Regions from separate parts of the Homo sapiens genome. Here region 2 is linked to region 1. Evidence: chromatin contacts called from ENCODE Hi-C or POLR2A ChIA-PET data. All regions are on one chromosome and are shown on one strand. The core of a region is the stretch at or near the end of the contact, and the rest is flanking DNA. Distances in the headings are between cores, read along the strand shown.

Evidence for each region. Hi-C counts contacts between places; a loop is a spot of excess contacts on that map. ChIA-PET counts read pairs that join two places held with the same protein, here RNA polymerase II (POLR2A). Pooled maps may share reads with other maps.
Region 2: a pooled map shows a loop between it and region 1 (3-fold over the local background). The contact joins the promoter of SMIM14-DT here to the enhancer-like site in region 1. A Hi-C loop is called at or near these places in 1 of 37 single-sample maps with no recorded cell type and 1 of 50 pooled maps. POLR2A ChIA-PET finds 5 or more read pairs at or near these places in 1 of 52 experiments (activated B cell).

Annotation. Positions count from the first base shown.
Region 1 is chr4:40,549,165-40,552,527 of GRCh38, reverse strand. The region is part of intron 1 of RBM47 (RNA binding motif protein 47); the gene reads left to right. Among named protein-coding and RNA genes, the nearest start is that of MIR4802, 49 kb to the right of the region's middle. RefSeq lists a silencer at 1,411-1,500. Within about 2 kb of position 1,452, at least 16 of the 41 ENCODE cell types and tissues checked have a DNase peak (open chromatin) inside an H3K27ac peak, as active enhancers do.
Region 2 is chr4:39,637,364-39,640,435 of GRCh38, reverse strand. It overlaps SMIM14-DT (SMIM14 divergent transcript), which reads right to left and starts at 1,296. Exons shown (of 6, transcript NR_183845.1): 1 at 1,142-1,296. It overlaps SMIM14 (small integral membrane protein 14), which reads left to right and starts at 1,571. Exons shown (of 5, transcript NM_174921.3): 1 at 1,571-1,697. RefSeq lists an enhancer at 912-1,629.

The DNA of each region.
Region 1 (3,363 bases), core at 203-2,702:
ATTAATTTAGCCCACCTGCTACTGCAGGATCTGGACTAGATGAATTTTTAACACGTCAATAGTTGAAATACAGAGCCCATTTTTATTTATATCCTTTATCTTTTTATTATTTATTTATTTATTTATTTTTGAGACAGAGTCTCACTCTGTCGCCCAGGCTGGAGTACAGTGGCGGGATCTCAGCTCACTGCAACCTCCACCTCCCAGGTTCAAGCAATTCTTCTGCTTCAGCCTCTTGAGTAGCTGGGACTACAGGTGCCCGCCACCATGCCCTGTTAATTTTTTGTATTTTTAGTAGAGACAGGGTTTCACCATGTTAGCCAGGGTGGTCTCCATCTCCTGACCTCGTGATCCACCTGCCTCAGCCTCCCAAAGTGCTGGGATTACAGGTGTGAGCCACCGCACCTAGCCCCTAAATCCTTATCTTTAAAAAAGTCTTAGGGCCTCTATGTTTTTCTTTTAAACAAGGTCTTGTATAAAGATGGATTGCTCTCTAGAAGAGAAAATGTTTCCAGTTTTTGAGTCAATGCCTGTGTCATCTTTTGTCTTCTTTTAGTGTAACTTTTGAAAATTATGCTGTGGCTATGCAGTGACTCATACCTGTAATTCCCAGCGCTTTGGGAGGCCAAGGCAGGTGAATCACTTGAGGTCAAGAGTTCGAGACTAGCCTGGCCAACATAGTGAAACCCTGTCTCTACTAAAAATACAAAAGTTAGCTGGATGTGGTGGCACGCTCCTGTAATCCCAGGTACTTGGGAGGCTGAGGCAGGAGAATCACTTGAACCCGGGAGGCGGAAGCTGCAGTGAGCCGAGATCCCACCACTGCACTCCAACCTGGGCAAGAGAGCGAGACTCTGTCTCAAAAAAAAAAAAAAAAAGAAAAGTACGCTATTTGATTCTCCCTCCCTCCCTCTTCCTTGTGTACTTCCTTCTTCCCTCCTTTCCTTTCTTTTTTAAAAGTGCTTGTTATTTTATTAGAGATCTGGATTCTGCTTGCCAATGTTAATAAAATGCAGGATTGTTTTTATTAGGTACTATTTGTTTACTTTGTTTTGTTGTTTTCTTTCTTTGTACAAAGATATCTTGGGAATATTGAATATATTCACAGATGGTAGAATCGGAGTTTGCAGTTCTGCTTTCTTTGCCCTGACCTTGTTTGAGACGTGCTTGCTTCTGATATGCTGATTCCACGTTGCAAAAGTGAAAGTATGTACTAAAGGGCCTTAAAATTAAGCAGCAAAGTAAACAGAGATTAAATTGTCTTTTGAATTTGTCAGCCTCGAACCATATGTATTTTGTGGCCACCGTATTTTCTTCATTCTTTTGTAACTGTGACCCAAGCCCATAGTGATGTGTGTATACCTCTCATGTAGAAGCAGGTCAGAACATTCACTCTCAGTTACCTTGACAAATATTTGTGGGCAGGCTGGGCTTGCTACCTACACAGCTTCCTAACAGCCCACTTTTGTGCTCAGGAAATATATCAGAACCACAAGAGGGCAGCTTGTTCAGTGAACCTAGGGGTAAAAAAGTGCTGTTTGTTAGTTACAGGATAATGAGAGGGGGAAGATGTCTAAATTTTTCAAAATGTTTCTTGCATAAGGAAGTTTTTTTTTTTTTGCATTCCTTGACAGTTTCATCTATTCAAAGAGAGAATGATTTTGGAAATTAAAAGTTTTAAGACGAGTTTCTTCATGCATATCTATTTTTTCCTTCTCTGGAATATAAATACCCATTTCCCCTTGAATCCCTTTTTCCTCTATCTTCCGTCCCTTCAATCTTTATTAAGGTATAATTTACATATGATAGGGCCAGGCGCGGTGGCTCACACCTGTAATCCCAGCACTTTGGGAAGCTGAGGTGGGCGGATCACTTGAGGTCAGGAGTTTGAGACCAGCCTGGCCCACATGGTGAAACTCCATCTCTACTAAAAACACAAAAATTAGCCGGGCATGGTGCTGGGCACCTGTAGTCCCAGCTACTCTGGAGGCTGAGGCAGGAGAATCACTTGAACCCAGGAGGATGAGGTTGCAGTGAGCTGAGATCATAGCACTACATTCCAGCATGGGCGACAGAGTGAGACTCTGTCTCAAAAAAAAATTACGTATGATAAACTTCCCACATTTTCAGTGGTGACTTTTAACACATGTATCCAGCTGTGAAACCACTACCCCAATCAAGATGTAGGAACTAACATCTCTGGAAAGTTTTCTCATGCCCCTCTGCAGTCAGTCTCCCCTCGAAGGCCCCACATCCCCTTTAATCTTTAATCGTTGAGAACATTTTACCTGACACAAAGCATTTTATAACTTTAAAGTAATGATCATGCACAAAATTTATGGTCTTGTGTAGGAGACCATGTGAGAATTCGGGAGAGATGCAAGGAAATCAAACCCAGCTTCGTTCCAAGACAGCTCTGTTGGGTTTGACCCTTTGTGGCTGTGGTGGTGGTTATCCTCTGGCTAATATTCATGGAGAGGGAGAACTGTCATTAACTGAACAATCATTAATTTCCCATTTGTTCTTTAATATTTATTTCTGCTGTATTTAACATTTATTACTGCGCACGGTGGCTCACACCTGTAATCCCAGCACTTTGGGAGGCCGAGGCGGGTGGATCACAAGGTCAGGAGTTCGAGACCAACATGGTGAAACCCTGTCTCTACTAAAAATACAAAAATTAGCCAGGCGTGGTGGCACACGCCTGTAATACCAGCTGCTTGGGAGGTTGAGGCAGGAGAATTGCTTGAACCCGGGAGGCGGAAGTTGCAGTGAGCTGAGATTGCGCCACTGCACTCTAGCCTGGGCGACAGAGTGAGACTCCGTCTCAAAAAAAAATTAGCTGGGCATGGTGCCACACACCTGTAATCCCAGCTACTTGGGAGGCTGAGGCAGGAGAATTGCTTGAACCCGGGAGGCGTAGGTTGCAGTGAGCCGAGATCATGCCACTGTACTCCAGCCTGGGCCACAGAGCGAGACTTCATCTCAAAAAAAAAAAAAAAACGAACAAACAAAAAAAACATTTATTGCACCTATGTACTCGTATTATTTAACTTAAGGAATCCTCCCTCTAAGGGAAGTGCTATTATTATCCTTACTTACAGACTGAGGAAAATAAGAGGGAGACTGAGGTACTGGCTGGGCGTGGTGGCTCACGCCTGTAATCCCAGCACTTTGGGAGGCAGAGGCAGGTGGATCACTTGAGGTCAGAAGTTTGAGACCAGCCTGGCTAACATGGTGAAACCCTGTCTCTACTAAAAATACAAAAATTAGCTGGGCACGGTGGTGCGTGCCTGTAGTTCCAGCTATTCGGGAGGCTGAGGCAGGAGAATCGCTTGAACCCAGGGGGCGGAGGTTGCAGAT
Region 2 (3,072 bases), core at 47-2,546, 910 kb after region 1:
GTTGCAGATTAAGGGCCAAAATCTTTATTCTTTGTATCTACTTTGCAATTAGTTAACTGGGAAACACTTCAAGTTTTACCAGAAACCTTTAATTTTCTAGAAACCTTTACCTGTGTTCAATATCCACTTTAATTAAAAAGCTCTTGTAAATGATACTTATTTGGGGAAGGTGATTCAGCTTGTCGAGGGGTAATTAACCAAATTGCTGAGGTGGAAGTCTGGGTAAGTGAAAAGGTCATCAAATCTGAGTAAGAAAGCTTGCAGCTTTCACCTCTCCGTCAAGACTGGCAGAGAGGCACTTTCGTAAAATCTTTGTTTGGGATTCACTTTTACTTCGCCACTTGTCCCATTTTAATTAAAGCTTGCCAACTGAAGGACCTAAGAAAACAATATAGTTCTGCATTTTGCCAAATTGGGAAATTTCCAGGGCCCCCAAAATTTAGCGGGGAGACTCAGAGACTAGAATGGGAGAATAGGAAGCACCAACTTGCTCTAAAAGGAAGATTGGGTAAAAGCAGCACTCTTATTCCAGCTCTACAACCAAAGCAACTAAGACTTGGGCTGGCTGGCTGCCTAGCCACAGCATTCCCTCCTACTTCCCCATTATCTCCTGACCAGCAAGTCATCTTTGGTCACATATCTTTAATTATTTAGTTTGAGACAAAGTCTCACTATCACCCAGGCTGGAGTGCAGTGGCGCGATCTCGGCTCACTGCAACCTCCGCCTCCCGGGTTCAAGCGATTCTTCCACCTCAGCCTCCCGAGTAGCTGGGACTACAAGCGGGCACCACCATGCCCGGCTAATTTTTGTGTTTTTAGTGGAGATGGGGTTTCACCATGTCGGCCAGGCTGGTCTCGGACTCCTGACCTCAAGTGATCCGCCCACCTCTGCCTCCTGAAGTGCTGGGATTACAGGCATGAGTCACCAAGCCCGACTACATATTCCTTTTATTAATATTCCTGTTGAACTTAATTTTGGTCGTTTCCGGTGCAAAAATGTTAAGGTAAAGGGAATCAATAACAGCCACATTTGATGTATTTTTGTAATCCCCATCTCCAATTTCCATCCGGGCCTGAGTAACCAAAAACACTTTACAGGGGTAGACTGTCTCAACAGACATCAATTTGTAACCGCGTCTACCTCTACCACGGTATTCTAAAGACTCCGTCGAGGAAAACCTTTAGCTCGGGCAACGGGAGACACATTACAGAACACTGTCCGCCGCCGAAGAAACAGACGATACGCGGGAGAGTTGAACAGACACCCGGCCTCGCCCCGATTGCTTCACAGTCCTCAGCCACGCCCCTCCCAACCGGAACTACATCCCCCGCACTCCGCGCCCCCACGCACAGCGTGTCGTAGGCGTCCGAAGCCGCAGGCTCCCGCCCGGCTTCCCGGGACGCACAGGGCAGGCGCTGGGCATGCGCATGCTCGGCAGGCGGGGCAGCTGGAGTCTCCAGGCGCTGCAATCTGTTGCGCCGCCGCCCGCGGGAGCCGGCAGATCCGGGTCTTGTGGCTAAGAGTGACGTGGTCACTCGAATCAAAACAGAGGAGGGGGAGGAAGCCGGCGGCCAGAAACGGCAGTGGCAGCAGCGTCCGGAGCAGCCGCAGCCTTCTGGAAGCTCCAGGCGGTCTTTCTGCCGAGCCTCGGTCCCGGCCCCCATCCTCCCCGCCCCATCGGTTGTTGTCTGGGCGGGTGAGTGTCTCCCCCTCTCCCACCAGCGTTTGCTGGCTCACCCTCCCCTCGCCCCAGTTTTTCCTGGGGGCTCCTCAGGCTCTCGGGGACTGCGGCGGCTGCGGCAGAACAGGGCTGTTTCTCGGGCTTGGCGTTTCCTCGGCCGGGCTGGCGATTCTGCACCGGGAGAAGCTCCGCTGCTGCCGAGCCCGCGTCCCCCGCGAAGAGCCTGCAATTGGGTATTCTCTGCAGGATGTCAGAGTCGGGGCTTTGCAGGCAAGGGCAAGGTAGCCACGGGTGGTTTTATTTTTAGGATCAGATTGTCGACGGGTGGAGGCGTATCATGGAGTAAAAAGAGAGTCGTAGCTGGAAGGAAAAACTCACAAATCCTGAAATCCACACTATCTTGTTTACCGTCTCCCTCAGCCCTTTCTGGGTACGGTGAAGTCACTAGGATGCGTCCTTTGTTGTGATAAGTGAGACGAGAAAGCTGACACCCTGAAAGCGAGAGCTTTTTAGCTCCTATTGTGTCGCGAATTTAAAGGATCCCCTTTTTCTGTTTGCTCAGTAAGTGGAACCAAGGCTGACAGTAAAGAGGTAGCAGCACCCTTTATTGGAACTAATAGTGTGTGATAAACTGGTTACCGGCTCTACCCGAAGTCCCGTGTTGCTGTTTAAAGGCAGACTTCACCAAAGTGGCTGTTTATATGTGCCAGGATTTTAGCCGAGATGGTTTGCTAGCTGTAGAGAGTCGGTAGGATGTTTTCAGTTGCCCCAGTTGGCAAAACCGAGGCTGTGGCCTTAATAGAATGTGTTACTTTTGCATCGAGAGAGTCGGATGAGCTTCACACACGTAATAGCTACATTTGCAGAAGAGACCTTCCAGTTTGTGTGTGTTATTGTCAGAAACAGCAGCTGTACATATTATAACTTGGAAAGCGTAAGACCTTCCAGGTGTTGGAGTGTTGGGACGCTTAGGAGGCATTCTTGCTGCCCAGCGCTGTGGAGGTTGCAGGAGGCTTTGCATTCCCTTCCACTTAGGGTGGCTGGCCGCGCAGATTCCTTTAGTGTAGCCTGCTCCGAACTTGCCGCTCTCCGCGGCCGTCGACAGCACTGCGACCAGAAAACCAAACCTTTTTGTCCTAACTTTTTTTTTTTTTCCAACGTGGTGTTTAAGAACACCGCTTCACCCCCGAGAACTCATTAATTGAGGTGTTTCAGTGGTTAACAGCAAGAAAGAACAACAGTACGTGATAGTTAATTGCTCCTTATCAAACCCAGGAAGAGTTATGAGTTTAGATTATTTCCTTGAAGGGTATGTCCTTGTGGTATAACATGAACCCCTTAACGAATCTTTTCTCCAGTGTTTGCCGTTGAGATATTTTTTCTTACTACT